2 separate regions of the Homo sapiens genome follow, and region 1 is linked to region 2. The links are chromatin contacts, found by Hi-C or POLR2A ChIA-PET in ENCODE. All regions are on one chromosome and are shown on one strand. Each heading gives the region's core, a stretch centred on a gene start or an enhancer-like site at or near the end of the contact. The rest is flanking DNA. Distances are from core to core; before and after follow the strand shown. Region 1 holds the start of LINC00511 (long intergenic non-protein coding RNA 511). Region 2 holds the start of LINC00673 (long intergenic non-protein coding RNA 673).

Region 1 (4,575 bases), core at 286-2,785, 48 kb after region 2:
GCATGATTTCCAAGCTGATCTTTTAATCTGGGGGAGGATCACGGGCTGTGGGGATGCTGGGATACAGGTCCATAGGTTCACCCTCTACAAAGAATCACACATCTTTCCTTGGGCCACACAAAGCAGTTGCTCTTCTGTTACAGGAAAAGGGTCCTGATCCAGTCCCCAAGAGAGGGTTCTTGGATCTCCCGCAAGAATTCAAGGTGAGTCCAAAGTGCAAAGTGAAAGCAAGGTTATTAAGAAAGTAAAGGAATAAAAGAATGGCTACTCTGTAGACAGAGCAGCCCCAAGGGCTGCTGGTTGCCTATTTTTATGGTTATTTCTTGAAGATATGCTAAACAAGGGGTGGATTATTCATGCCTCTCCTTTCTAGACCATATAGGGTAACTTCCTGACATTGCAGTGGCATTTGTAAACTGTCATGGTGCTGGTGGGAGTGTAGCAGTGAGGATGACCAGAGGTCACTCTCGTGACCATTTTAGTTTTGGTGGGTTTTGGCCAGCTCCTTTACTGCAACCTGTTTTATCAGCAAGGTCTTTATGACCCATATTTTTGTGCTGACCTCCTATCTCATCCTGTGACTTAGAATGCCTTAACTGCCTGGATAGGCAGTCCAGTAAGTTTCAGCCTCATTTTACCCAGCTCCTATTTAAGATGGAGTTGTTCTGGTTCACATGCCTCTGACACTTCCAGCTCTTCCACCCACACACATCTTCCCTGTCTTGGGGCAGAGGGCAGTAGCCTCGTACCCTGAGGATTCTTGAAGGTCTGGGGTCCGAGCAGCTCCATCAGAAGCCCCATCGGGGACCTCTGAGGGGTCAGTGACAGTCCCTGGGGACAGACGGTGGCTCCCCAGGACGCTTTCCCTATTAAGCCACTGGCAGAGTCCAGACACTTTCACTGGGTTGAGAGCTAGAAGGTCAGAGAGCGGGAGAGAATCCAGAGGTAGGTTCAGGGTTACTGTTTTGCTCAGCCCTGGATGGCCAGGCCCAGCCTCCCGCATTCTACTGGAAGGAGGAGGAAGATGGGTTTAGTTCTTCCCAGGGCAGGAGAGAGAAGCACAATTGTGGGCTGGGTTCCTCCTGCCTCTGAACACAGCGCCATCCCTTCTCCCAGGTGCTGGGCTGGGGTGTGTGGAAGATGAAGGAAAAGTGAATTAACTAAATAGGGTTCCTGCAGTGTCTGGAAAGCCTCTAAACCCCCGAGCACCTCAGGCTTCCCTGCCCTGATTCAGAGGTGAGGTTACCTAAAAGCCAAGGAAGCCTGGGCTTCGGGGACCCTCACTCACAGGCCCCCTTCCAAAAAAGCCCTGCACCTAAGCTTGTACTGGGACTTCTGTATTATTTTTCCCAAAGGGCGCTCCCCACGTTGTATACACTTCCGGCCCCCAAATCTGGATCCACCCTGGGAAGGGACAAACTGGGGGCAGCCTACCCACATTCGGCCAGCGGGGGGTCCGACCGGCCTTGGTATCTCCAAGCGAGGTAACAGTAGTCGCCCCTTGCGTCCCTCCCCCTCCGGGGCGCATCGCCCCTTGCGTGCAAAGCCCCGGCACCGCCACGAGTCTCGCCTCGCCCTGCACAGGTAAACAGCCGCTGGCCGCCGGCCGGCCGCCCTGCAGGGCAGCCCGGGGACCTGCCCCCGGCGCCACGCCCGGCGCCCCGGGGAGGCCCAGCCCGCAGGCCCCGCCGACTGGGCGCCGCGCCCTGGGAACGTGCACCGGGGCAGGCAGCCCGGCCTCACCTGGCCCCAGCGCGGAGCCGGATCACACCTGCCTGCTGGGTGAGCCGAGGGCATTCGCGGAAGGGAAGAGACAAGACCTGGGAAGGGACGCCTGTGGCTTAGAAAGACCCTCAGGCAGGGCCGGGCGTGGGGCGCGCTGATAAAAATTCCTGGAGCTGTATTATTCACATCGCAGATTTGTCCCTTTGCCTCAATCTAAAAGGAATGGGAAAGAACAGCCGCTGGGCTCTCATTTGCTTCCAGCTTACACAGATTCAACTATCAATTATCCCAGAGGAGAGGCGTGCAGTGCAGGGCGTTGGGCCACGAAACTGAAAGCTGCTGGCGAGGCGCGTGGGGGAGGTCGATTTCTGCGTCCTGCTGCCTCCACGCACAGTGAGAACCCACCCCGCCACTGCGTTCCTGTCCTCACAGGTAAAGTCAGGATAATAATATCTACCTCACGGGGGATTCGAGGAAGTGGTGGGAGCGTAAAGCCCCGTCTGGTAGAGTGAATACCTGAGCAATGGCCTTCCGGTCCCGTCTTCAGCACAGCAGGACGAAAATGTCTTCTGTTGGGATCCCAGAGAAGATCCAGACGCTGACACCTGCCCCTACCTCTCTACTTCTCATCATACCGGTCACCTGGAAGAAGGGTCCATTCAAAGCAAAGCCTGTAGCCAATGAGTTGTTTCTGCCATCAAACAGTCAAGCATATGAGGCCCAATAGGCAGTCCTGTTTTTTTTGTGACAGAGTCTCACTCTGTCGCCAGGCTGGAGTACAGTGGCGTGATCTCGGCTCACTGCAACCTCCACCTCCCGGGTTAAAGTGATTCTCCTGCCTCAGCCTCCCGAGTAGCTGGGATTACAGATGCACGCCACCACGCCGGCTAATTTTTGTATTTTTAGTAGAGACGGGGTTTCACCATGTTGGCCAGGATGGTCTCGATCCACTGACATCGTGATCCGCCCGCCTCGGCCTCCCAACGTGCTGGGATTACAGATGCGCCGGCCAGGCAGTCCTGTTAAGCCATGCCACACAGCTTAAAAAAAGACACTGGCAAGCTCAAGTCCCGAAGTTACCAGCTGAAGGAAGAGACTTAAACCAAACCAAGGGCTTCCTATGACAGTTCTGAAATACCCTCTTCCCTCTTGAGTCCATACAACTGAGAAAATAGAACGGCCAGTCACCGTGGCTCGTGCCTGTAATTCTGGCACTTTGGTAGGCAGAGGCAGGCAGATCACCTGAGGTCAGGAGTTTGAGACCAGCCTGGCCAACATGGTGAAAGCCCGTCTCTACAAAAATACAAAAATTAGCCGGGCATGGTGGCGCATGCCTGTAGTCCCAGCTACTCGGGAGGCTGAGGCATGAGAATTGCTTGACCCGGGAGGCGGAGGTTGCAGTGAGCTGAGATCGTGCCACTGCACTCCAGCCTGGGTGACAGAGCGAGCCTCTGTCTCAAAAAGAAAAAACAACAACAAAAAGGGAAAACCAAAGGTAAAATTTGATCCACAGGACTGGCCACATTTCTACACTGGTAAAATCATGGCCTTGCTGAAGCATTGATCAGGAAGGGATAAGACCCAGAGAATCCAAATGGAGACAAATGAGAGGATTTGGAAAACCTGAAGTTCTCTGAATCACCCAGTCCTCAAAGAGCCTCCTTCGTCAGCGGAAACCCTCTTCTCCAGTCTTCTGACACACTTCGTAACGACACTGCCATTTCTTTGCATCCTTTGCAGTCTCACTGCAAGAGCAAGCCAGTTCTCATGCATTACCCTCGACTGTCTCCAGAATGGACAGTTAGATCCCAGCACTTCAGAAAGAAGGACAATGGCAAGCTCAAACCAGCGAGGATCAAGATTAGAAACCAACATGATTTTGGGATTTTCCTAACTAAGGGTGCTTAATAAATGGGTGGAAAGGTATCATTTTACACTGGTCTGATGTTGTTGATATACATTGCAGAGATTCTGGATTGACTGTGCTAGCAGGAGAAGCTGGGAGTGACTTCTGAGCTGGACTGACCACTGGACGCCAAGTGATTATCCCTAATGTATTACATGTCATTTGCAACCCAAGCTGTCCGTCATGTACTGGGCCATCTGACACACTCATAAAATCCCATTACCAACTGGAAATGGTTTATGTGGGACTAGCTCCTAACCAGGTACTGAAGGCACAAGTGCATTATATGCATAGGTAGATCATTCCCTGTGTGCCTACCCCTGACCCTTTCATCAATCTAACACCGGCCTCAAAGGGGTTTCCCAAGAGCTAGTGACTAAGAGAGGAAAAACCACTGATCCTCATTTACAGATAGCTTCACACCATATGCTTGCCTACCTTTTTTTTTTTTTTTTTGAGACGAAGTCTCGTTCTGTCGCCCAGGCTGGAGTTCAGTGGTGCGATCTCAGCTCCCTGCAACCCCTGCCTCCCGGGTTCCAGCAGTTCTCCTGCCTCAGCCTCCCGAGTAGTTGGGAATGCAGGTGGGTGCCACCACGCCCAGCTAATTTTTGGTATTTTTAGTTGAGACGGGGTTTCACTGTGTTAGCCAGGATGGTCTTTATCTTCTGGCCTCATGATCCGCCCACTTCGGCCTCCCTAAGTGCTGGGATCATAGGCGTGAGCCACTGCACCCGGCCCTACCTTCTAAATAGGTGACTGTGATGTTATAGTTCAGTGAGGATAGCAGGTGAGAGGGAGAACCTCCTGGGGAGGAGAATTTGAAGCACATAACTCTGTGTCCACTTTGCTTGGAAGCAAAGAAAATTTGATGCAAGAAGCTACACCAACTTCTGAGCAGTGTAGATGGGGGGTTCTGTTCAACAGGTCACAAACTTGAAAGAAGA
Region 2 (4,957 bases), core at 1,695-4,194:
CCCACGCCTGTAATCCCAGCACTTTGGGAGGCTGAGGCGGGCGGATCACGAGGTCAGGAGATCGAGACCATCCTGGCTAACAAGGTGAAACCCCATCTCTACTAAAAATACAAAAAATTAGCCCGGCGAGGTGGCGGGCGCCTGTAGCCCCAGCTACTCGGGAGGCTGAGGCAGGAGAATGGCGTGAATCCCGCGGGGCGGAGCCTGCAATGAGCCGAGATCGCGCCACTGCACTCCAGCCTGGGCGACAGCGAGACTCCGTCTCAAAAAAAAAAAAAAAAAAAAATTTTACATCATAATCCTGATGACAAATTTTAAGTTATTCTCATACCAATGCTGATCAACTCTTTGATACAAAAAGAAACAAAACAAAACACTTCATTCCCTCAGCAGCCATTCACTCTGTGCCCCTTCTGCGTCCCCGCTCCAAGATGCAGTATTATCTGATGGGTAAGTGGTATCTTTTCCTCTAAGCCCATCTCGGCAATATCCAGAAATAGAGTTATTCCTTTGCTTTAGACATAACTCTAACTTAAAGCAAATATAGCAATTTCTGGGAATTTTCCAAAGAAAATAATACAAAATGTGGATAAATCTTTATGTACAAAAGATGCTCACTGTATTACTTCTAATGGTAAAACTTTGGAAACAACTTAGTATCCAACAATAGGGAAATTGCCAAGCCAATTATGAGTCAACGCCTGCAGCAGAATACAGTTACCATGCCGTCATGACATGGGGGAAACGTTCAAATAAAATTACACAAAAAAAGAGGAGGAGAAAAAGTTGTATACATTGCAGGATTTCACCAGTGAGGAAATATATCAAATTGCCAGCATTACTGTGTGAATTGGATGTTTTTCCTGCTTTGGGCACTTTTGTGTAGTTTTCTATAAAAGAAAGAGAAAGAGCATGGATTACTTTTTAAAATCAGACAGGGAGGAGGAGTGGTGGGGTTGGTTATCAGTTTGCCTGGCGGTTTCAACCTTTCCTCTCCCGGAGTCAGTCTAAGCACAGAACTGGGGTGGGGGCAGAGGGTGGGGAAGGGCCGCAGGTAAGGTGCTGTGTCAACCTGGGCAGTTCCAAACCCTGCATGGGACCAGGGGCACCGAGGGCCCCAGCTCCCAGGGTAGGGGGTCGTGCCACTATGCACTGCCTTTTCTTCTTCCGGTGCTGCTTTACTTTCTCTTGCTCCTGGAGCAGTGCTCACTGGAGACGCTGGGACCCTGAGCACTGACCAAGAGTGATCCCTGACAGCGTCAGATTCCTATGCAGAAGGGACTGCTGGGTGGGAAATGGATCACCGACAGGTTCTAAATGCGAACCCACAGGCTGCAGGAGAGGGGTGAGGGGCGAAGGAGGGAATCCCACCTCTGGGAAAGCATCCTCAGGAAACCTAGATAGGTCCTGGAGGTGAGGACAATCGCCAAGGAGGGAGAAGGAAAAGGAGGACCCTGGTTAATCTGCACGCCAAGGGTGGAGTCGCTCAGTCATTCATTCAACAAACATCTATTCAGTGCCTACTCAGTGACAGGCATCGCGCTGCCCCCAAACAGGGCAGACACAAAAGAACAAGGGGAGGAGGAAGCTATGGATACAGAAGCGGTATGCTTTCAGTTCCAGACTCAAGACGTAAGCCCTCTCCCCACATTGGCCAAGAAACGACTTCCATTAGCAAGTTGCGCCGGAAAGGGGAGGTGGCGGGTGGTCTCACTGGACTGAATTCCTGCCACCTCCCACCTATTCAGAAAGCCCGTCCACACCCTGGCCAAACGCGTACCAGCGTCAGCCTGACGGGTGGCCCAGTCCTCGCCGGAAAGCTGCTTGCCAAACGCCCCCGCTCACCCCCTAGCCCCAACGGTGAGAGGGGCTCGGCTGAGTCGCGTTCTCCAACCGCTGCGCCCCAGCAGCGTCCCCGGTCGCCAGTGGGCGGACGCCAGGAGCTCACGGAGGCGGCACCGCTCCCGAAGTAACGGAGCCCGGAGGGCGCCCAGGCGTTAAGGCAAGTGCAAGGGGCCGAGCGGGTGCGCCGAGGACGCGGGGGCGTCTCCCCCAGCTGAGGTTCGGTCCCTCCAGGCAGCCAAGGCTTGGCAGCGCTAGAGGCTGAAGGACAACGGCCGAGAACGCCCAGGATGGGGTGGTCGCTGACCACCGTGTCCCAGGTGAATCAGCTCCGCTTGGAGGCAGGGGGATGACTAAAATGACCTCCAAGAAGATGTCAATTACAAGAACAAAAATTTCAACCCGGAATCTCGAGACCTTCGAAAAACGACGCGGAGGAAAAAAGGAAAGAAAGAAAAGAAAGTAAATCAGATCCCTTCCCCGAACCGCAGGGAAACTTACCTCCAGCTTGGCGACCCAGCTGTTAAGCAGAACAAATCAATCCACGGATGGAGAAGAGGTCGTGGGTCTTCTGAGCCCAGCTGATACACACCAAGTAATCCACGTTAAGGGGTCCGCAGCCCCCCACCCAATTCCCCACTTTCCATCCAAGGCCAAAGAGCAGCCAGACCCTGTCCTCTGCGCTCCAGACTCGCGGAGGTCGCGGGCGGGGGTCCTCAGGCGGCCGCCTTCTCGTCCCCAGGGGTGGGCGCGCGACGCGGGCAGGGACCGGGCGCCCGGAGGACCAAGCGAGCGCATCCCGCCTACTCGTGCTGGGACATCACCCAGCCTGGACGCCGCTCCTCGCCTTTCTTCCCCGCGCATCGCCAGCGCCAACCAAAGATCCCCGCCGGGAAAGCCTCTCTGCCAAGCTGGAAAGCGCTGAAGGCGGATCGTCTCTCAGACTTGGGTTTGCAGGTTCACAAGGCCCGGGAGGCTTACGGTGGGCGCCTGCCTAACAGAGGGTCCTTGCGGAGAAGCGCAGAACGACAAATGCCAGAGGCGGTGACCGCGTCCTCTGGATACCAGCGCCGCACCGCGCACCCGCGCCGCCTGCGCGCCCTGCAGTCGGCTGGGCCATTCGGCCCTTATATACCAGGCGGACCCGCGCCGGGACGGGGCGGAGCGGGGTGGGCGGGGAGGGGGTGGGGAAGGCCGAACGGCTTCCTGGGAGTCGTAGTTCGACTACGTAGTCCTGTCGTAGTCAGAACAAAAGCTAAACAAGGATGGAAATGGTTAGGGTTTGCCCACCACAGCTGTCCTCCCTTGCGCCCTTCCTTCACAGACAAAGCTGGCATTCCAGTCCTATTGTCAATGCCGCTAGGTCTATTCTGGCCTTTGTGCATAAGGTGGGTCACACCAGCCCCGAATGCCGCCCAGGATGACAAACCTTGGTGGCCCTAGAGTCAGGTTATCCCAGCTGGGCCCCACTTCTGGAGACCAGAGGTCCGAAATCAAGGGGTTAGCGGGGTTGCTTGCTTCTAGGGGCAGTGAGGGAGAATCTGTCCCGGGCCTCTCTGAGACCTGGTGGTCATTGGCTATCTTAGGCGTTCCTTATCTTAGGCGTTCCTTGGCTTGCAACTGCCTTACCTTCATCCTCCACCTTTTACACGGTCTTCTCCGTGTATCTTTTCACATAGTTTTCCCTCTGCGTGAATCTCTGTCTCTTCACACTGTGGTGTTTCTACAAGGATGCCAGTCATATTGGATAAGGGGCCCACCCTGATCCAGTACGACCTCATCATTAACCAATGACATCTGCAACGACCCTATTTCCAAATAAGGTTACATTCTTGGAGGTCCTGAAGATTAGGACTGCAATATATTAATATTTTGGAGTTGTAGGGGGAAAAGTTCAACCCCTAACAGGTCTTCTATGCCTTGTTGCACCTATTAACAGCCATTGTGACTAACCAACCCTTTTGATAAAAGCAAGCCCTGAGAAGCAAGATGAAATCACAAAATCACTGAGGCTGTGACAGGAGGGGAAGCCAAGAACATTGGAATCTCCTGGGCCAGGTTTTCCTGTGGCCACGGTGGGATTGCTGGAGAGGAAATGGTCAGAAAAAGAAGGCATCAGGTTGGGCGTGGTGGCTCATGCCTGTAATCCCACCACTGAGGTCAGGAGTTCGAGACCAGCCTGGCCAACATGGCAAAACCCCATCTCTACTGAAAATACAAAAAAAATTAGGTGGGCGTGGTGGTGCATGCCTGTAGTCCCAACTACTCAGGAGGCTGAGGCATGAGAATCGCTTGGACCCGGGAGGCGGAGGTTGCAGTGAGCCGAGATTGCGTCACTGCACTCCAGCCTGAGCAACAGAGTGAGACTCTGTCTCAAAAAAAAAAAAAGAAGGCATTAGTATTGAAAGTAACAGGAGGCACCTGGGTAAATGGGGTTGGGGAGGGGAGAAGATAGACAGGGCATTCCTAGATGCCCCTGAAGCACAGACTTGATTTTCCACCTGCCACTGTGCCCAAGTTTCCCCCCATTCAAGTCCCAGGCTATGGACAAGCTCAGGTCTGGCCCTGGAATCCTGGCTCTCACCTGGCGCTGACATTCCCGGAGAGTCAGTGGCAGTGCAGGGTCTGGATTGGCCACCATTTCCACTCTGAACTCACAATCAACTCCTCTCTTGCTTCCAGGTAAGAGAAAAACTGAGGCCAAGATGAATGTCAAAGGCAGGGATATCCGAACTCCCTAAACCCTCCCCTACAGGATATTGAGGATAACGCAGCTTTGCTGCTAGGAGCCGCCTGACCTTCTCCCCACTTTCCAGAACACGGGCTGCATATTCCTAGCATACGAAAGGGCATCCAGTCGTCTCAAAATGGTATCAGTGCCTCTTGCTGACTATGCATGGTTATTGTTTTCTCCTGCGTTATAATTCATTCTAGTCCTCAGTCTTCTTAAATTTCTGCACACCAAACATTAGTCACTTGAATAATTAGAAAAATATAGAAATTAATTTTAACTCATCATTTATTTCTTCTCATTGCTGTGAGATTGATTTTCCCCAGGTAAAGCTGGAATCATGTCTCTTCCTTGCTCCTAAAACATCCAGAGAGGTATAAACCC

Evidence for each region. Hi-C counts contacts between places; a loop is a spot of excess contacts on that map. ChIA-PET counts read pairs that join two places held with the same protein, here RNA polymerase II (POLR2A). Pooled maps may share reads with other maps.
Region 1: a loop to region 2 is called in a map of PC-9, with 8 times the contacts of the local background. The contact joins the promoter of LINC00511 here to the promoter of LINC00673 in region 2. A Hi-C loop is called at or near these places in 8 of 168 maps with a recorded cell type or tissue (CD4-positive, alpha-beta memory T cell, Caco-2, HepG2 and 5 more), 1 of 37 single-sample maps with no recorded cell type and 7 of 50 pooled maps. POLR2A ChIA-PET finds 5 or more read pairs at or near these places in 18 of 52 experiments (A549, CD4-positive, alpha-beta T cell, CD4-positive, alpha-beta memory T cell and 14 more).

The regions. Positions count from the first base shown.
Region 1 is chr17:72,638,937-72,643,511 of GRCh38, forward strand. LINC00511 (long intergenic non-protein coding RNA 511) reads right to left here and starts at 1,536. Exons shown (of 5, transcript NR_033876.1): 1 at 1,435-1,536. It overlaps LOC105371887 (a long non-coding RNA gene), which reads left to right and starts at 1,739. Exons shown (of 4, transcript XR_934961.3): 1 at 1,739-1,782; 2 at 1,987-2,157; 3 at 3,692-3,893.
Region 2 is chr17:72,589,860-72,594,816 of GRCh38, forward strand. LINC00673 (long intergenic non-protein coding RNA 673) reads right to left here and starts at 2,945. Exons shown (of 4, transcript NR_152516.1): 1 at 2,344-2,945. RefSeq lists a silencer at 3,023-3,072.